Regions from separate parts of the Homo sapiens genome. Here regions 2, 3, 4, 5, 6 and 7 are each linked to region 1. The links are chromatin contacts, found by Hi-C or POLR2A ChIA-PET in ENCODE. All regions are on one chromosome and are shown on one strand. Each heading gives the region's core, a stretch centred on a gene start or an enhancer-like site at or near the end of the contact. The rest is flanking DNA. Distances are from core to core; before and after follow the strand shown.

Region 1 (2,720 bases), core at 216-2,715:
GCAATAGAGTGAAAAGGCAACCTACAGAATGGGAGAAAATATTTGTAAATCATATATCCGATAAAGGGTTAATATCCAGAATATATAAATAACTCCTACAACTCAACAACAAAAACACAAATAACCAGATTAAAAAATGGGTAAAGGAGTTGAATAGTCATTTCTCCAAAGAAGATATATAAATGGCCAACAAGCCCATGAAAAGGTGTTCAGCATCACTAAATCATTAGAGAAATGCAAACCAAAACTTCAAGATATCACTTCACACTCACTGGGATGCTCACTGTCAAAAAGAAAGAAGCAACCAAACAGAAAAAGGAAATATTGACAAGGATGTGGAGAAATTGGAACTCTTGTGCACTGTGGGAATGTAAAATGGTGCAGCCACTATGAAAAACTATACGGAGGCTTCACAAAAACCTAAAAAGTAGAATTACCCTATTATCCAGTAATCCCATGTCTGGGTATGTATCCCAAAGCATTGAAAAGCAGGGTCTCTAAGAGATATTTGTACCACCATGTTCATTGCAGCAGCGTTCACAATGACCACGAGGTGGAAGCAACCAGCACGCCTGTTGAGAGATCAATGGTAAGAAAATGTGGTATATACATACAATGGCATATTATTCAGGCTTAAAAAAGAAGAGAATCCTGTTATGTGCTACAACATGTCTAAACCTTGAGGGTATTATTTTAAGTGAAATTAGTAACAAAAAGGCAAGTACTGTATGATTCCACCTACATAATGTATCTGAAGTAGTCAAGCTCATAGTAACAGAAAGTAGAACGATGGTAGCTGGGCATGATGGCTCACGCCTGTAATCCCAGCACTTTGGGAGGCCAAGGTGGGTGGATCTCCCGAGGTCAGGAAATCAAGATCAGCCCGGCCAACATGGTGAAAACCCGTCTCTATACAAAAATACAAAAATTAGCCGGGCGTGGTAGTGTGCACCTGTAATCTTAGCTACTTGGGAGGCTGAGGCACCAGCCTGGGCGACAGAGCAAGGCTGTTTCAAAAAGAAAGAAACAAAGAAGAAAGTAGAATGGTGGTTACCAAGGGACTGGAGTAGGGGTAAATGGGTATAAGGTTTCAGTTTTGCAAGATGAAAATGATCTAGAGGTCTGCCACCACTGAATTGTACAACTAAAAATGGTTAAGATGGTAGATTTTGTTACGTGTTTTTTCACCAATTAAAAAAAAATTTAATAAAAAAGGATAAAGAGGAGGGAAGCCTAATGTTATGCTCTTTATGCCCGAATTTGGCGAAATCGAGCCTTGCCCGCTGTTTTTTCCTATGACAGTGTCTGAACCTTTCTTTTTCCCAGGAGTAGGAATGGCCCCTGCTCCCGCGCAGCCTCCAGGCTGCACCACGCTCGCCCCGCCTCTCTCTCCGCTCCTTACTCCGCCCACCGCAGTTTCCTCCAATCGCGGCCCTCTCCCCGCCCCCTTACCCGAGCCTTTTTCCTGCATCCGGGCCTGAGAGTGCAGGCTTGAGGGAAGCATGGAGGTCCATGGCAAGCCCAAGGCTAGCCCGAGTTGTTCGTCGCCCACCCGGGATTCCTCAGGAGTCCCAGTGTCCAAGGAGCTGCTGACGGCGGGAAGCGACGGCCGCGGAGGTGACGGACGGGTGACGGCGGCATGGGCCGCACACGTGCGGCAGAGGAGGCGCGGCCGGTGCAGTTTGGGAGCCGGCCGGTGGCTCCCTGCCCGGGCTCCGTACCCTCGAGGGGAGCCCCGGGGACTGCTGCGGGGCTCCGGCGTGCCCTGCCCGCGGCAGGGGTGGGGGCTTTGGGGCGGGCACCCGGCTGCGGGCCCGGAATGGTTTCCCCAGCTAGTGGTTCTTATATTCTGCAAGGTAGTGAGCGCCCACCCTGCCAGGCGCCGCTGCCAGGCATCTGCCCTGCCCTGGAAGCTGGGAAGCTCTCGAGTTCTTTTGGGGAAGGGAGGGCTTTTGGTTTGGCTGCCTGGGTCGGAGCAGTTGGCTGATAGGGGGAAGCGGAGTAATATTATGCTAACAGTCCCTACCTCTTTCACACCCACACAGACCACCCCTTAGTGCTGCTGTCTTGTAGAGGGAGACATGCATCCAGGAAATCCACACAGCATTTCAGACACTATAGGTAGAATTTAAAAGCACGAGTTCGAATCCCAGCTCCACTAGTAATTAACTGGTGGGACTTAGAGTTATTTTCATTCCCTAAGCCTCAGTTTTTGCATTTGGAAAATGGTGATAGTAGTAATGCCTGTAGAATTTTTGTGAGGAGGAGAATGCCTAAAAAGGCTTGGGCATGTTGTCAGTAAATACTAGCTTGAAGAAAAGGTTTTGTGAGAACCCAGAGATTCCGAAGGAAGTATAATAATGATAACCAAAGCTTATGTAGTCCTTACTATGTATGCCCCAGAAACTAACTCATCTAATCCTCACAACAACCCTTTGCAGAAAATCTGTTATCTCTGTTTTATAGTTGAGGAACCTGAGACATGATTTATCATACAGGTAATTTACCTTCTGGAGATCATGTGGCTAGAAAGTAGCAAAACTGGGACTTGAATTCAAGTAGTCTGGCTCCAGACTCTGTGCTCTGATCACGAATCCAGTAGGCCTTAAGTAGTAGGCATTCAATGGATGTTTGTTGCGGCTCTGCTTTGCAGGTGAACAGGATTTGTTTTTTAACCAGAGAGTTAAGGGATTTTCCGGGTATTAGAAATAGGGTGTGCA
Region 2 (2,700 bases), core at 53-2,552, 370 kb after region 1:
TGTAATGATGAAAGATTTTGACTACCATATATTACTGAGGAAGAAAAAGATTCATATTTTATGTATTAACTTTGAATAAGGTTTCACTTAATGAAAGTGATAGTTATTGGTAAGATAAATCATAGTAATTTAAAATGATTGTAAGGTTGAGGTGTTCCATGCAGATATTTGGTTTTAAATAGGCATGCAAAAAATACATTAATTTAAAAAAAGGCCAGGTAGGCGAAAGCCCACCCACCCCAAAGAGCAGCCACAGAGACATGGTCGTTTTGGAGGCAGCCCACCTTCCAGAACCCCGACCTACAAGAAGACAGAGCTTATTTATGATTAGAGAGACATTCAATGTCTCCAGTTCATTCAGAAAAAGTCTGTGACCCTAGTATAAAACAGAAGGATGCATAACTACCTAGAGAATCTGGATCAGCACTGCTATTCACCCTGAGAAGGGTAAGAAGAGCACCTGGCTGGTTTTAGTAAGTTCACAGGAAGTGAGCTAGAAGTGGAATTAATAGAAACTCTGAGACAGAGGAAACCCGAAGCCATCCATCTGTAATCTTAGTTGCAGTGGTTGCCTTTGGTCAGTTGCTTTTTTTTCTTTTCTTCTTTCTTTTTCTTGCATGCCGAGTGTCAAGCCAACTTTGATAAGGTACATATCACTAAACAGTATCTTACTCTACAAGAGTGAGTCATGTTTAAACCATCAACTGAGGATTTATCTTTTCAACAATCCCAAAAGACGTTGAAAGTGGGGAGAATATGAGTTACGGGGGTCACCTTGAATAACACTTGTTTCTGCAAACAGTTTTATTAATGCTATGACTGAAAGTCTGACTCAGAGCCCTGTAAGTGTGTGACCTTAGGCTAGGAGATGATTATGATACTCAACGGGTGGCTTGAACCTCGACTCATTCTTTCTCCTTGATCACCTGTTCTTTGATAAAAGAAGCTACATTTTTTTGCTAACAAAAGGAGACCTGATTTTAGTTGAATGCCCAATGTATTTTCTGTGTGTGTGTGTGTGTGTGTGTGTGTGTGAGAGAGAGAGAGAGAGAGAGAGGAGAGAGAGAGAGACAGACAGACAGACAGACAGACACAGGGTCTTGCTCTGTTGCCCAGGCTGGAGTGCAGTGGTGCGATCATGACTCACTGTAACCTCGACCTCCCAGGCTCAGGCAGTCTTCCCATTTCAGCCTCCTGAGTAGCTGGGACTACAGGTGCAAGCCAGCATGCTTGGCTATTTTATTTTGTATTTTTTGAAGAAACAGGGTCTCCCTTTGTTGCCCCAGCTGATCTTGAACTCCTGGGCTCAAGATATCTGTCTGCCTTGGCTGCCTGAATTGCTGAGATTACAGATGTGAGTCACTGCGCTGGGCTCAGTGTATTTTTTAAACCTGGTCCAAATTGGTGAATACATGTTCTATGGTTCTTAGGGAACGTTCCTGTGGTTTAAAAGGTTTTATAGCTGGGCATGGTGGCACGTGTTTGTAGTCCCAGCCACTCAGGAGGCTAAGGTGGGAGGATCACTTGAGCTGAGGAGTTCGAGACCAGTCTAGGCAACATAGTGAGACTCCATCTCTACAAAACCAAAAAACATATATGTTAGCCAGGTGCGGGGTGTGCGCCTGTGGTGCCAGCTGCTAGGGAGGCCGAGATGGGAGCATCGCTTGAGCCTGAGAGGTTGAGGCTACAGTGAGCTATGATTGTGCCACTGCTCTCCAGCCTAGGCTATGGAGCAAGACCCTGTCTCAGAAAAAAACCAAAACAATAATAATAAATAAATACAGGGTTTTCCTGATAAGATGGTATTTGAGGTTATGATTAAAAAATATTTCAGTCTTACATTTTTTCAAATGTTGCATTACTTTCCACAAATTTTTCAAATGGTATAGATGAGGAGAAACAAAACATTGTCTTGATACCAGAGAAAGCAATTTACCGATAGGTTTTCAGTCATGCTTACCCTGGAAAAACAAGCTTATTACACAAGTTTATTCTTTAGAGTAGTGGCTCGTGTGCAACTAGAAAATGGAATCACTGCTCAGTAAATTAATGTAAATCCTTTAGTACTGGCTTCCTCCAGCACTCTTTGGACTCCAGAAGTCAGTCTTCCTTCTAAGATTGGCTCTGGGCACAGCTGTAAAGCGGATGATGTTTCGACCAAACCCCAGCACTTGGTTCCAGTCCCTTCCCTTGGGTCTTCCTTCCCCTTTCACTTCTCTAATGGACTTAATGTCTAGCATAGCTCCCCTAGCAAGAGCAGGATTTGTCTTGATGTGCCACGTACTTATTTCCAGATTTCCCTTGATCCCTTGGTAATTTGGGCTAGTTTCTCTTCCCCTGCGTCGGCACCAACGTTTGACTCCATGGTTGTGAAATTGAAGAAGTCGTGATAAGCTTCAATGCTTGGGGCCAGGCCAGAAGTGGTGGGAGGCAAACTGGTAGAATTCACCTTTTACTTTTTATTTTTAGGTGATTTGGTTTATGGCACCTGATCCCTTATCTCCTCTAACTCTGCATTTTGGTTCTCTTGGTATAAGCCTTATCTTCAAGGTTTCTTCCCCATTTATAGTAGATTAAGGGGTACTCTTGTTGCCCCTAAGTTGCTTCTCTCCCATTTTCCAGTTTTTAGTGCGTTGGCTTGTGGGCGTCTGGGCATTGCTTCCTGAATTGTGCCCTCCACCCCAGGAGGCTATTATTTAG
Region 3 (2,700 bases), core at 79-2,578, 410 kb before region 1:
GTTGTTCTTGTTGTATATGAGAAAATCGACTCATTTTTAACATTTCGCAAGCCTCCCCCTCCCACTAGTAGGTGTGTGAGCAGCTGCAGATTTTACCGTCTGTAAACCTTCCACACTCCAGCAGATCCTCTTTCCACCTTTCAGCACTGTGCAGCCCACCCAAGCCACGTGCCTTCTTGGTGTCCCATCTATGCCTCTCTCTGAAATCAGGAACCAAGCTCACTGGGGATGAGCATGGCAGGACCTCAGGAAGAAGCCTACTCCTTTCCTTCCTGCAAGAAAATGTGCCAGGCATTTAGTATTAGGGATACAGAAGTGGATACACAAGATTCTTGCCTTCAAGCAACTCGGGAATTTAGAAGGAATAGCAACAGTATTAACAATTGCTACCATTTATTCAGTTTCAGTATATGTAAGCCACTGCACTTTTTTTTTTTTTTTGAGACTGAGTCTCGCTCTGTCACCCAGGCTAGAGTGCAGTGGCGTGATCTCTGCTCACTGCAGTCTCTCCCTCCCAAGTGCAAGTGAATCTCCTGCCTCAGCCTCCTGAGTAGCTGGGATTACAGGCGCCTGTCACCACACCCGGCTATTTTTTGTATTTTTAGTAGAGACGGAGTTTCGCCATGTTGACCAGGCTGGTCTCGAACTCCTGACTGCTGGTGATCCACCCACCTTGGCCTCCCAAAGTGCTGGAATTACAGGCGTGAGCCACCTCACCCAGCGCACTGTGCTTTTCCTGAATGATATCATCTAATAATTCTCAAAACCAGCCTGGAACGTAGGAATTCTTGTTTTCATCTTGGAGATGAGAAAATGGCAGAGAGGATAAGTTAATCAGCTGAGGTCACATAGCTAGCAGGTGGTGGACTCAGTAGTTTGTCTTTGGAGGACAGACAATTTTTTTTTTTTTTTTGAGATGGAGTTTTGCTCTTATTGCCCAGGCTGGAGTGCAATGGCCCGATCTCAGCTTACTGCAACCTCTGCCTCCTGGGTTCAAGCGATTCTCCCACTTCAGCCTCCCAAGTAGCCGGGATTACTGGCATGTGCCACCATGCCTGGCTAATTTTGTATTTTTAGTAGAGATGGGGTTTCCCCCTGTTGGTCAGGCTGGTCTTGATCTCCTGACCTCAGGTGATCCGCCCGCTTCGGCCTCCCAAAGTGCTGGGATTACAGGTCTGAGTCCTGCACCCGGCGACAGACAATATTATTAAGAACAATGTTGACTGAACGCCTCCAGCGTCCCACTTGTCAGTGCTTGTAGACACAGGCTTTCAGTCTCCTGAAGTGCTGTGGACACTTTGATCAGAGAGGGTCATGGCTTGTGAGGATCACCACACAAGAGGAAGTGGCAGCTCAGGTCTGATGATGAAGTTTGTCTGACTCCAGACCTTTCTGGCTCCTAACCCCTGGACCGTATCACCTCTCATCAAAACAGTGCAAGATGTATTATCAAATCCAGCCACTGGTTAGACTAGAAAAAGGAGCTATTAGGAGTGGTGACAGAGGGCATCCCTGTCTTGTGCCGGTTTTCAAAGGGACTGCTTCCAGTTTTTGATCATTCAGTATGATATTGGCTGTGGGTTTGTCATAGATAGCTCTTATTATTTTGAGATACGTCCCATCAATACCTAGTTTATTGAGAGTTTTTAGCATGAAGGGTTGTTGAATTTTGTCAAAGGCCTTTTCTGCATCTATTCAGATAATCATGTGGTTTTTGTCGTTGGTTCTGTTTATATGCTGGATTATGTTTATTGATTTGCATATGTTGAACCAGCCTTGCATCCCAGGGATGAAGCCCACTTGATCATGGTGGATAAGCTTTTTGATGTGCTGCTGGATTCGGTTTGCCAGTATTTTATTGAGGATTTTTGCATCGATGTTCATCAGGGATATTGGTCTAAAATTCTCTTTTTTTGTTGTGTCTCTGCCAGGCTTTGGTATCAGGATGATGCTGGCCTCATAAAATGAGTTAGGGAGGATTCCCTCTTTTTCTATTGATTGGAATAGTTTCAGAAGGAATGGTACCAGCTCCTCCTTGTACCTCTGGTAGAATTCGGCTGTGAATCCGTCTGGTCCTGGACTTTTTTTGGTTGGTAAGCTATTAAGTATTGCCTCAATTTCAGAGCCTGTTATTGGTCTATTCAGAGATTCAACTTCTTCCTGGTTTAGTCTTGGGAAGGTGTATGTGTCAAGGAATTTATCCATTTCTTCTAGAATTTCTAGTTTACTTGCATAGAGGTGTTTATAGTATTCTCTGATGATAGTGTGTATTTCTGTGGGATCGGTGGTGATATCCCCTTTATCATTTTTTATTGCATCTATTTGATTCTTCTCTCTTTTCTTCTTTATTAGTCTTGGTAGCAGTCTATCAATTTTGTTGATCTTTTTAAAAAAACTAGCTCCTGGATTCATTGATCTTTTGAAGGTTTTTTTGTGTCTCTGTCTCCTTCAGTTCTGCTCTGATCTTAGGTATTTCTTGCCTTCTGCTAGCTTTTGAATGTGTTTGCTCTTGCTTCTCTACTTTTTAATTGTGATGTTAGGGTGTCAGTTTTAGATCTTTATTGCTATTCAACATAGTGTTGGAAGTTCTGGCCAGGGCAATCAGGCAGGAGAAGGAAATAAAGGGTATTCAATTAGGAAAAGAGGAAGTCAAATTGTCCCTGTTTGCAGATGACATGATTGTATATCTAGAAAACCCCA
Region 4 (2,700 bases), core at 117-2,616, 380 kb before region 1:
ATGATTTTCTCCTTCAAAACAAAACTACTGAAACACTGCTGCAAATTTTATGGGTAACATATGGTGTCATGGGAAAAGCTATATCTGAAGTCACCGCCCCTGTGGATGGAAGGTCCATGGACTGCGTCTGTCCTGTTCACTGTTGGCTCCTCAGTACCTAACACAGGGCTCTCAAATACTTGTGATTCAAAACATGAAAGTCCAGGTTCAAATCCCGGCTTCATCTCTAACTAGTTGTGCAACCCTGAATATATGATGAGTTATCTTTAGGGGTCAGTTTTCCTACCTAAAACTCTCCCTGGAATGTTGGGAGGATGAAATAATTCTGATGTGTCAGGGGCTCTGTCAGTATGATTTGTCATTTTTGTGGTCAGGAGGGTGGCTTCCATATCAGAAGCCTTGACTTAGGAGTCAGACCTGGGTTCAAAGCCTAGTTTCATCATTTCTTAGCTATGTGACTATGGGGTGTTTACTTAACCTCTCTGAGATTTCTTTCCTTGATTTATAATGTGGCATGAGCAATACCTGCCTTGCAGTGTTGCATGTGGTGATGTGTCTTGCTTGGAGCTTCCTGTGGAGTTTGCTCCTTCATGGGTTCATTCACTCCTTTTTTTCATTCATTTCTTCATGTGCTGTTACATGTACCTAGGAACATATAGCTTAGTAGCTTAGCAGCTTAGCACTAGGCGCTGGGCACAAAAGGGTGGAGAGGGTGTGTGCTTAGCCTTTTGTGGCTGGTAACTCTGGGCCCAGAGTTGAGGGGAATGATTTGACTGGCGAGGCAGACTCTGCTTGGTCCCATTGTAAACCAGTCATAGAAGAGATGCCTGTCCTGGGTAGGGGCCCTCTCTTCCTTCCGGTAGTGTTCTGAGCATTGTCTGGATGACAGGCCTATTGAGCAGTAGCCTGGGACTTGGGAGGGAAACTAGGGCTGGAGAGCAGCTCTGGGAGGCATTGGGGAGGGCGTAGGTGGATGAGTCACCATCCTCCCTCAAGGACGTCTTGGGCAAGTTGTCTGGCCCCATTAGCCAGCAACCAGGGAAATGTAGCTGCAGGAAAATCACCTCGTTTCCTCGGGATGTTTTTTCTTAGGCTGGTTTCCTTTACAAGCTGCAATTATGTTCCATCCCACGCAAGTTCAGTAAGTGGCACTTTTCAGAGAAACTGTCTTGGTGATCATTTGGGCTGCTGTGGGCCAGGGAGTTGAGGAGAGAAGGGAGTGAGAGCTTCTACTGAGTTTAGTTGGTTTTGTGTCCATGAGCCATTTACAAACTTTGCACCTGATTGGGCTCAGTTGCAGTTTCTTGTATTTCCCTACCAGCCAAGCTGTTGAAGCTGCTGAGCCCGGAATGATGTTATCACTGAGGCAGATGACAAACCCTCTAGTTGCTAGAAACCAAACTGCTCCCCGAGCTGGTGTTTCCGTTTTTTGTACTGACTGCTTATTTGGGCTTGATATATAATGGTGAAAACAGGAACTGTTTATTTTAGGTGATAAGAAACCAACATTATGACAAGAAGATGTCATCTTAGTTACTCTGTTACCAGTACCATAGGCCAGATACTATCTAGATGCTTATAAACATCTTATCTAATCCTTGTAATAATAAGCCCCAAGCTAGGTTTTATATCCCCATTTTATGGATGGGGGAACTGAGGCCAATAACTTCATATAACTTATCCAAGGCCACAAAACTAGTAATAAACAGAGTGAAATTCAACCCAAAAACAAACTACAAATCCAAATTTCTTTACCTCTATGCTGTCTGTACTTGCTGTTACTAGCAAAGTTCTCTTGGTGGGAGTTACCCCATCCCCTCTCCAAAAAAAAAAAAAAAAAAAAAATCAAACCCAGATTTTCACTGGACAAAGGGTTGGGAAAATTGGGAAATTTTGGCTATAATCTGGGAAAACTGGCTATAATATGGGGAAATTGGCTATAATCTGATTTGAGTGTACAGAGTTTTTTATTTTAGTGTCCAAGATTTCTTATTTTAGTGCCTTGCAAACCCCTAACCAATAAAACAACAACGGGGTCAGGAGATCGAGACCATCCTGGCTAACACGGCGAAACCCCGCCTCCACTAAAAATACAAAAAATTCTATGGGCGTGGTGGCGGGCGCCTACAGTCCCAGCTTCTCCGGAGGCTGAGGCAGGAGAATGGCGTGAGCCCGGGAGGCGGAGCTTGCAGTGGGCGGAGATTGCGCCACTGCAGTCCAGCCTGGGCGAAAGAGCCAGACTCCGTCTCAAAAAAATAAAAAATAAAAAAAAAAGTTTGGAGTTGATATTCTTAGAAAAACTGTACTCTGATGTCTTATAATTTTCCTGGTTCTCTGCTGTTTCCTTGGCCCCAAAATAAAATGTAATTGCCGATCAGATCAGCTGGAATCAAGTCACCGAAAGTTCAGGAGGTGTCAACTGCATATTTGTGGGCCGAGCACATCTGCGGGCCGCTCTGGCTCAGTTCAGAGGCACAGGGCAGAGCTGCATTGTCAGCCATTAATAGGGCCTAATTTCCCCTAAATGCCAGCTAGGGCGAGACAGCTTGTCCTTCTGCCCCGCCCACCTCCTGGTCCTCTCGTGGGTTCCCTGAAATCTTCACAACATCATCATGTGGTTCAGCCCTGCCCTGCTTGGTTCTTTCTTTAGCATTTACACTTGCTCTGTGATTACTATGTTGCAAGGGGAGAGACTCACAG
Region 5 (2,754 bases), core at 250-2,749, 470 kb before region 1:
CCTTTTCCCACTGAGGATCGTACTGGATAACTTTGGATCTAAGGTCGCTTTGGCAGTGAGAAGTTCCCGCCTCTGAGTCAAGACCACCTTTGAGTCCAGAAATGGTGGCTCACGCCTGTAATCCCAGCACTTTAGGAAGCTGAGGTGGGAGCTTGGCCCAGGAGCTCAAGACCAGCCTGGGCAACATAGTGAGACCCTTACTTGACAAAAAAATAAAAAAATTAGCCAGGCGCAGTGGCACGTGCCTGTAGTCCCCGCTACGTGGGAGGCTGAGGCGGGAGGATTGCTTGAGCCCAGGAGTTCAAGACTGCAGTGAGCCATGATTGTGCCACTGCACTTCAGCCTGGGTGAGAGAGCGAGACCCTGTCTCAAAAAAATAAACATAAAAATAAAGACCACCTTTGAGTTAGCAAGTATGACAGGAGCGCGTGAGTAGGAAGGAGGGAAGATTCGGATGATACACATGTTATCATGCTGTATTTCCTTCACTAATTATATGGGCTCGGTAAGGGATATTCAGAGGTTGTCAGTTGCCTTTGTGCCAGATTCAGTTGGACTCTGATAAAGACCTAGGCAAATACGATGTCTGTGCACCGTGTTCTGGGAAGCACTTTGAAGGACCCCGGGCAGATTCACTGGCATAGTTAATACACCCCGGACTTTCCCTCGCCCTGCATATGGTGGCTTATGAGAAGAAAGCGAAGACTAGAAAATCATTTGTGTGTCACTTTGCAGGAAAAACACTTCAGGTAATGAGACAGGATTTGAGTGGGAAGGTGATTATAACCAACCCTTCATTCATTTTCTACAAAATAGTCAACATGCAGTCTTCCAAGCTGCATAATGAATATAGCATCCTTTAGCTGGGGATGTTGGGAGGATTTATTTTTTATCTGTGATCCAATATTAATTTGCCTTAAACAAAAGAAGCAATTTACTGTGTAATTCTGAGGTTTATGGTGTTTCTACTAAGTCCTTTCATCTTTGAAAGATGGTGTTATGCATTTTAATAGAAACCATTTTTTTCTTAAAATCTTTTCTTTTTCTTTTTTTCTTTCTTTTTTTTTTTTTTTAACTCTTTCTTCTCTTCAGTCGGATTATAGAGTTGGAGCAAATGTCATGATGAACTTTGAGGCCTAGGCCTGGACTCTTGAGGTGTGTGTGTGTGTGTGTGTGTGTGTGTGTGTGTTTCTTTCTCCATAATAGTCCCAACCCTAAACAGGGGTATGGCACAGTACTTCTTATGAACAAAAGTGCTATTGGTCTACAAGGGGACTTGAGCCTGCACTAATTGTATTTGATTAGGATTTTTGTGCTGTCTGTATGATGTTTAACCACACTGTCAATTACAGACTTCCTTTAAGGAATTTCCAGGAAACCCCCTTACCATAAGAGTTTAAATTAATAGTTTGCTAGTTTAATGACAGCAGTTGGTAAAGGAAGCACCTTTCAGACCATTAGCTAAAGCCAACTTCCTTTAAACTTAAAGGAGGGCACAGCATGATAGATGGAGATCTGCCCCAGTGCGTCATCATAAATGCCTCGAGGCAGCCACAGGATGGGTTTTGACCTCAGTGGGGATAGGTTTGGTTAGAGGGTTGGGTAGAACCCCCTAACCTGTAGAAGAATCTAGAAAAGTGAGATGAACGCCTTTCTCTTAAGGCTGTCACTTGTCCAATTCCAACTCCCTCTTTAGTAACCACCTCCCTGCCTCCCAGCGAAGTGACCCCAGGGAGCCGGTTATTATGGCCCTGCTTGATGGATAATTACTGGTTGAGGCTTGATTTGACACCAGCATTTTGCATGATAGCCTGTTAGATTTGCTTGGCTCAGATTGATATTTTCATTCCTCTAAGGCTGCAGCATGGAAACATGGTTGAGTGGGGTTTGCCAAGATGGGATGATTTCCTGTGCTGTGGCAGGACCAGGACAGCTGTTCTGAGAACTGTTTCGGCAAAGCCTTCACAGTTGGTTTTGTTGAAGGCTTTTCTGCAGGTGCAGGGTTGGTTCCTAAAGGACAGTAGTCTGGTTTTCCTAGGAAACTACTTATGGAGAGTGCGTGTGTTTAATTTAGGAGGCACAGCTGTGCAAGGGACTGGGACTCCATCAGGGAACGGGGTGCAGGAGCTCCATGTTCCTTATGTCTTAGCTTCATTCCTAGTTGCTGGCGTCGGAACTGATCAAAGTTGTCTGTTGTCTTTCTGCACACCCATGCTACAGGCAGTAAGGGATGAGGCAGCAAAACCAGTTCACTGCTCATCAGCTGGGGAGGCTTCAGGACAGTCTCTGAACTACTGAGCATTAGTTTCTTTATCTGTCCAATGGGCCCAATGGCACCTGCTCTGCTCATCTCTCAGGATCTTACATGCCACATAAGCTAATGGAGAAGTAAATGCTTTATAAGCCTAAAGGAATGGACATGGGTGCATTCAGTGAGAGGCAGTAGGACTAATGGTTAGTGATTAGTTTGCTAAGTAGGAGCAGCAGTTGTTAGTGTAAGAAGGGCGGGTTAGTACATGGGTGGTGGTCAGGAGGAGCACCACTGCTGCTGCTACTTAGCCACTTGTGTAACCTTTTTTTTTAAACAAAACAAAACAAAAAAAAACAAACCTCTCAGTCTGCTATAGGATAGATTGTTCCAGCATCTGAAATTGCAAAGCACTTCTTGAAGGGGATTCTTAGGATGGCGTAATTTTGTTCACTCATAGGATCTTCTTCCTGGGGCATGATCCTAGCCATGTTCAGGATAAGCCC
Region 6 (2,768 bases), core at 45-2,544, 340 kb after region 1:
CTGGGATTACAGGTGTATGCCACCACACCCAATTAATCTTTGTATTTTTAGTAGAGACAGGGTTTCACCATGTTAGGCTGGTCTCGAACTCCTGACCTCGTGATCCGCCCGTGTCAGCCTCCCAAAGTGCTAGTTTACAGGTGTAAGCTACCATGCCTGGCCTTAGGCAAGTCTTTTAACTAGCATCCCAGCATCCTCTGGGACTCTATGGCACCTGTATTCCTCTGTTAACATTCCTTCTATATTGTAATTAATTTATTTTAATCTATCTGCCTGGTTAGACTGTCTCCCACATATTTGTATCCCCGGAACTTAACAAAGGACTTGGCACAGGCTAGGCTCCCTACAAATATTAAGTGAATTTAAAATGGAGCTTTAATTCCTGGCTTGAAGTCACCTCACAAAACATTTAGTGAGTCTGTATTACAAGCCAGGAGGACGCTATGAAAAATCAGATAGTCTTTCCCTTTAAGGAATTTGTATTCATTTCTATTAGAGTTAATAATAATAATGATAATAGCTGATATTTACTAAAGATAGGGAACTTTGTTAGGTACTTTATATGTACCTGAGTTACTGTCATTTTATAGGTGAAACAAGGGATGTACCCAATGGGTTAAGTTACTTTCCTGAGGTCACGCAGCTATCACGGGGCAGAACGAAGACTTTAACTCAGACAGTCTGACTGCAGTAACGCTGGCCCAACTATCATGTTGAAACGTACAGCACCGTGCCCATCCACAGTTCTCTCATTTATCAGAGAGGAGGTCCTGAATCCAAGTTATTGAAATCGTTGCAGACATTTGTTTTAAAGAGGAATAGGTCAAGATGACCAATCTGGGGAAGAACTTTTGCCAGGCAGTGCGTATGGGGAACAGAGCTGCGTTGGCCTTCTGTTAAAGCAGCTGGGGATTTCGGTTTTGGCTTCAGACCTGCACAACATTCAGTCAATAGCATTTATTGGGCGTCCACTGTGCAGGGTGCCCCCTGCTACTTCCTCTCCTCCCCACATCCTGGGGCAGGGAGGGGAAGTGAGGAAAGAAAAGCAAAGACAAGGCGAGGAGGATGCTGAGGGTGGGCAGGTGGGCACCCCCACCCCGCTGCGCCGGCCACGCCCCTTGCCGCTCCCTCGCCCCGGGGCCCACTTTAAACTCCCGCCCCTCGTAATAACGACCAATGGCCGACCGCGAAGCGCGCAGGAGGCTGGGGATTGGCCAGTGCCGAGGTTGCTGGGGCGACGGGTGGGTCCGGCGGGTCCCCGGGCGGGGCGGGGCCGGGGCGAGGGGTGCCGGGTGGTTTCCGCCCGGCAGCCCGCAGCCCGCTGCGCCCCGGGCCGCGTCTCCCGGCGGTGGGAGGGGGCGGCCCCCACTCGGTTCCTGGCCCCTCGCGGCCCCGTCAGCCTCCCGCTCGGGGTGCGCCGCCCTTCGTCTGGGTCTCCGCCCCCAGGACCCGCGGCCGAGAGCTCCGGAGCGCGGCTTCCCCGGCCGGCTGCGCGATGGGCTGCGGGAACTCCACCGCCACCAGCGCGGGCGCGGGCCAAGGTGAGTCCGGCGGGAGGCGGGGGCCGGCGGGGGCGGGCGGGAGAGGCGGCGGGAAGGAAGGGTGCAGGGATCTTGGGTGGGGGGCGCGCAGCCCCCTCTCCCCGTCCCCATTTTCGGGACAGGAGCAGACCGCCCGTTTCTGGAAAGACCGAAAGCGTGGCAAGTCCCCCGCGCGGGGGCGGTTGCGCCTGGAGCAGTCGAGCCTGCGGGGCGTCTCTGCCGAGGGAGCGCGGGGAGGACTGTCGCGGGCTCCCCTGCAGCCGCCGGGGCTCACCTGCAGCTGGCGGGTCTCAGGGCTCTCCTGGGGGAGAGGATTCCCGGACGTGGTCCCCGGCCGCTCCCCCACCTCCCACACTTGCTCCTCCAGGCCTCTCCCCCATCTCCTCGGAACCAAGGCGCTGCACCTGGAAAAGTGCAGCAGAGCAAGACAGGACTTTTCGGGCAGTGGTGGTGGGGCAGGAAGCGGGGAAGGGTGGGAGTGGGGTTGGGGAGAACTAGAAGCAGAGCTGCAAAAACGCATCTGTGTCTGCCTTGATGCCGAAGACCGGCTGGGCTGCTCTTAGGATTTCTCTGAGAAGCTGCAGCAGTAAGGATGTTTTACATATGTGAGACAGAGCTTTATTATTAACAGTCTGTTAAGATACTTTTCATTAAACACACACACACACACACACACACACACACACAAATAGAAACTTCTTTTTATACCACTTCATGTTGATTGGCAGGCAAGGTCTTCTAGCTTCCCCGGGCCAGCCAGGCTTTGTGTCAAGTGACTTTTGCCAAAACTCACCCTTCTATTTCACCCTGCCTATGTCTCGGGATTTAAGGTACCCTGGATCTGTTTTGAGTAATAACTGCTGACCTATTTCAGTGTCCTTTTGGATAAAGAGCTCCTATCTCCTCCAATTGAAGTCAACCAGATGCCACATCCTAGCCTAACCAGCAAATGCAAACAGCAGTCAGAGGCTGCGGTATTTCCTAGGCGGCTGTGGAGGCCCTGGCAATGACTTTGTAACCTTGGGCCTGTCACATCCCTTAACCCAGACGCCGGTAAAAAATGGAGTTTAAGACTCAATTTGAGTCTTGAATTAAATCCTGTCCTGGTGACAATGCAGAGAGCCACAGGAGAGCGAACTTTTTAGATTCATTTAACAGTGGGGAAGGTTAGTGTAGCACCTTATGCTAATGAGGGCAGACGGGCTTCAAACCTGCCTGTGGCCAGAA
Region 7 (2,700 bases), core at 163-2,662, 310 kb before region 1:
CATGAACTGCCTCCATTTCCTCCACCCACCCCCAACATAGCCTCCTTCATGGAGCATATACACATGTGCAAGTGCATATGTTCAGACCCACACACACACACACTCACACTCATACACACTCACACAAACACATCCATACACACATGCACTCACACTTACACACACACTCCCACACATACACACCCACACATGCACTCACACTCATACACACACTCCCACACAAACACATCCATACACACGCACTCACACTCATGCACACTCTCCCACACATACCCACACACACACAAATATACTCTCACACATACCCCTGCATACACACACATCATACATACACACCACATATACACACACACTCCCACACATACCCCTCACATACACAAACCAATACACACCCACACATACACTCTCACACACACCCCACATAAACACACACCCACACATACATTCTCACACACACTCCCACACATACCCCCCACACCTATACATATACACCAACAGAAACACACACATACATACATGCACATACATGCACACTCACACACACACTCTTTTCCAGCTTTGTGTTTCTGCTTCTGCCTTTTCAGTTTCTTTGATTTCCCACATATGGATTTCCTGCCCTGCCTTCTGAGGGTGTTGGGCAGGTGAGAAGCCCTAAGATCATGTTCAGAGCTGAAAACATAATCACCAGATTGGAATACTGGAGATGAGATGGTAGAGAATGGCTAGTTTTAGCTTTTCTCATTAACACGGGGTGGGAGCAGATGACCTTTTCCTTTTAGCTGACAGCTAGTCTGCTGGCCATGGGCACACCCTCCTCCGCAAAGCCTCTTGTGATCTCCAGTCTGACTGGACACGGCTTCTTGCTGCGCCCGTGATCCTAAGCATGGGGTGTGGGTGGTAGGGAAAAGCCTGGAGCAGGGCTGCTTGGTTGAAATCTTGGCTCTGCAAGTTATTTGGTTTTGCTGTGCCTTCATTTCCCCATTTGCAGAGTGGGGTCAGTATTTGCCCTGATTCTTAGGGTTGTTAAGAATATTCGATGAGGAGAGCCACATCAAGTGCTTGGAATGCCTGTCTACTGATCATTACTGTTACCAGCGCGATCATGGTTTTGATCATGGAAGCTCTTAGCCCACTGCACTGTGATCGGTCTAGGAAGTCCTGTCGCTTCCCCCACAGGTTTCGCAGCAAACGGGCCAGGACAGTTATCTCAGGCAGCCTAGAGAACGCCTACAGTGTGAGCAAAGCCACTGTTTAAAGTGAGGTGATACTTTATTCACCAAAGATTCCTTTACTTACAGAAAGTCCCCCTTGAACTTATGATTTGAATTTTAGACATTTTACCCAATCTCTATCTTTCTCTCTCTTTTTCTCTCTCTCTCTGTCTCTCTCTCCTCCCCGCCCCCAGCCCTCTTCTTGCATAATGTGAGAAGAGGCTTTCAACAGCCAAATGGAAACCCCCTTTGTCACCTTGTAGGCGTGTGGCATTGGGACACTGAAGTTAGCAAATCGGCCAGTGACTCATCAGTTTCCTCTCCATAACTGGGGTGTGGTTGGGGGATGGGGCAAAACTGGCACTTGGCAGGAGGCCTTGGCACAGTTCCCAGGCAGCATTCCTTCTGACCCGTCAGTGACCATGTCCTACCCATTAAGGAATATTGTAATGATCAGCCCTGGAGGAAGGAGCATTAAGATTTCTGCTCTGACTTCAGATGTTTTGATACAATTTGGGTAGCTCGAGTTCTCCATCCCTGACAATGAAAATGCCCAGGAATGTCAGGGAAGCGCGTTTTCTGGAAACCTACCTCCCTGAGACCTGTCTGGCCTGCACAGGGGGGTGGACCGTGTGGGAGAGAGGGGATTGTCCCTCTCTCCCCAAGGTCAGCTCTGGCTTGCGGAGTAATGGCTCGTGTGAGTGATGTGTGTGCAGGACTCCATTAGGGGCCCGGCTGTCCAGCTGTCTTGTGGCAAGTGTCTTTGCAGAGAGGGGCGAAAGGAGCAGATAGCTCCAGAAATGGAGAATAAAGAGACCATTGCTTTCTGCTTTCTGGCAAATTCTGCCAAAATACTGCAGAGAATGAAAAACTTTGAAGGAAAACCCCTTTATCAGCTATCCCATGCCTTGTGGCCATTGATTCCACGAGCAGGTGTTTCTGAGAGCTGGAAGCTGGCCTGGCCCTGGCCTCTTTCAGGAATAGAACATGTGAGGATGGTTGGCTTCACCACCTCCAAAGGGACCTCGGGAGGAGTAACCTCCCAATGGGGCAAGATTACTCACCATGACGGGCAGCTCAGTGCATGGCAACAAGCGTATGCTCTGCTGGGCAGCCTTCTTGGCTGGAAAACTGGCTCGTGATTCTGACTGTGACTCTCCCTCCTACACTTTCCAAGCCAAGAGCCTCCCCCAGATTTCACATGCCTCCCGCATGGCACCTCTGTTCTCCTGCTGCCACCACTCAGACACCCAGGCGTGAGGATTACTCTGAAACCCTGATGCTTGGCCATACCTGCCCCACCATTTCTGAGGCTGCCATAATGAATCACCACAGACCAGGTGGCTTAAAACAACAGAAATGTATTCTTTCCCAGTTCTGGAGGCCAGAAGTCCAAAATCAAGGTGTCAGCAAAGCTGTACTCCCTCTGGAGACTCTAAGGGAAGATTTATTATTTGCCTCTCCCAGTTGCCAAACTCCTTGGCTTGGG

The links. A loop is a pair of places that touch in the nucleus more often than their neighbours do. ChIA-PET counts read pairs that join two places held with the same protein, here RNA polymerase II (POLR2A). Pooled maps may share reads with other maps.
Region 2: a loop to region 1 is called in a pooled map, with 2.2 times the contacts of the local background. The contact joins the enhancer-like site here to the promoter of NOPCHAP1 in region 1. A Hi-C loop is called at or near these places in 2 of 37 single-sample maps with no recorded cell type and 4 of 50 pooled maps.
Region 3: a pooled map shows a loop between it and region 1 (3-fold over the local background). The contact joins the enhancer-like site here to the promoter of NOPCHAP1 in region 1. A Hi-C loop is called at or near these places in 5 of 37 single-sample maps with no recorded cell type and 4 of 50 pooled maps.
Region 4: a pooled map shows a loop between it and region 1 (4-fold over the local background). The contact joins the enhancer-like site here to the promoter of NOPCHAP1 in region 1. A Hi-C loop is called at or near these places in 4 of 50 pooled maps.
Region 5: a pooled map shows a loop between it and region 1 (2.2-fold over the local background). The contact joins the enhancer-like site here to the promoter of NOPCHAP1 in region 1. A Hi-C loop is called at or near these places in 2 of 50 pooled maps. POLR2A ChIA-PET finds 5 or more read pairs at or near these places in 2 of 52 experiments (activated CD4-positive, alpha-beta T cell and activated T-cell).
Region 6: a map of naive thymus-derived CD4-positive, alpha-beta T cell shows a loop between it and region 1 (5-fold over the local background). The contact joins the promoter of C12orf75 here to the promoter of NOPCHAP1 in region 1. A Hi-C loop is called at or near these places in 1 of 168 maps with a recorded cell type or tissue (naive thymus-derived CD4-positive, alpha-beta T cell), 2 of 37 single-sample maps with no recorded cell type and 9 of 50 pooled maps. POLR2A ChIA-PET finds 5 or more read pairs at or near these places in 1 of 52 experiments (activated T-cell).
Region 7: a loop to region 1 is called in a pooled map, with 2.8 times the contacts of the local background. The contact joins the enhancer-like site here to the promoter of NOPCHAP1 in region 1. A Hi-C loop is called at or near these places in 9 of 37 single-sample maps with no recorded cell type and 12 of 50 pooled maps. POLR2A ChIA-PET finds 5 or more read pairs at or near these places in 1 of 52 experiments (activated naive CD8-positive, alpha-beta T cell).

Annotation. Positions count from the first base shown.
Region 1 is chr12:104,984,851-104,987,570 of GRCh38, forward strand. NOPCHAP1 (NOP protein chaperone 1) reads left to right here and starts at 1,466. Exons shown (of 4, transcript NM_152318.3): 1 at 1,466-1,617. The coding sequence starts at 1,503. It overlaps LOC105369952 (a long non-coding RNA gene), which reads right to left and starts at 1,520. Exons shown (of 2, transcript XR_007063436.1): 1 at 1,453-1,520. RefSeq lists enhancers at 1,120-1,632, 1,633-2,143 and a silencer at 1,696-1,945.
Region 2 is chr12:105,356,774-105,359,473 of GRCh38, forward strand. All of the region lies in intron 2 of C12orf75 (chromosome 12 open reading frame 75), which reads left to right. Among named protein-coding and RNA genes, the nearest start is that of C12orf75, 27 kb to the left of the region's middle. RefSeq lists a silencer at 863-932. Within about 2 kb of position 1,303, at least 3 of the 41 ENCODE cell types and tissues checked have a DNase peak (open chromatin) inside an H3K27ac peak, as active enhancers do.
Region 3 is chr12:104,570,268-104,572,967 of GRCh38, forward strand. The region is part of intron 1 of CHST11 (carbohydrate sulfotransferase 11); the gene reads left to right. Among named protein-coding and RNA genes, the nearest start is that of MIR3922, 20 kb to the right of the region's middle. Within about 2 kb of position 1,329, at least 4 of the 41 ENCODE cell types and tissues checked have a DNase peak (open chromatin) inside an H3K27ac peak, as active enhancers do.
Region 4 is chr12:104,603,330-104,606,029 of GRCh38, forward strand. All of the region lies in intron 2 of CHST11 (carbohydrate sulfotransferase 11), which reads left to right. Among named protein-coding and RNA genes, the nearest start is that of MIR3922, 13 kb to the left of the region's middle. RefSeq lists enhancers at 174-801, 802-1,428, 1,850-2,437, 2,438-2,700. Within about 2 kb of position 1,367, at least 34 of the 41 ENCODE cell types and tissues checked have a DNase peak (open chromatin) inside an H3K27ac peak, as active enhancers do.
Region 5 is chr12:104,517,917-104,520,670 of GRCh38, forward strand. The region is part of intron 1 of CHST11 (carbohydrate sulfotransferase 11); the gene reads left to right. Among named protein-coding and RNA genes, the nearest start is that of CHST11, 62 kb to the left of the region's middle. RefSeq lists an enhancer at 2,534-2,583. Within about 2 kb of position 1,500, at least 5 of the 41 ENCODE cell types and tissues checked have a DNase peak (open chromatin) inside an H3K27ac peak, as active enhancers do.
Region 6 is chr12:105,329,397-105,332,164 of GRCh38, forward strand. C12orf75 (chromosome 12 open reading frame 75) reads left to right here and starts at 1,295. Exons shown (of 6, transcript NM_001145199.2): 1 at 1,295-1,541. The coding sequence starts at 1,496. RefSeq lists silencers at 931-1,590, 1,621-1,720 and an enhancer at 2,377-2,768.
Region 7 is chr12:104,670,384-104,673,083 of GRCh38, forward strand. The region is part of intron 2 of CHST11 (carbohydrate sulfotransferase 11); the gene reads left to right. Among named protein-coding and RNA genes, the nearest start is that of MIR3922, 80 kb to the left of the region's middle. RefSeq lists an enhancer at 1,028-1,632. Within about 2 kb of position 1,413, at least 31 of the 41 ENCODE cell types and tissues checked have a DNase peak (open chromatin) inside an H3K27ac peak, as active enhancers do.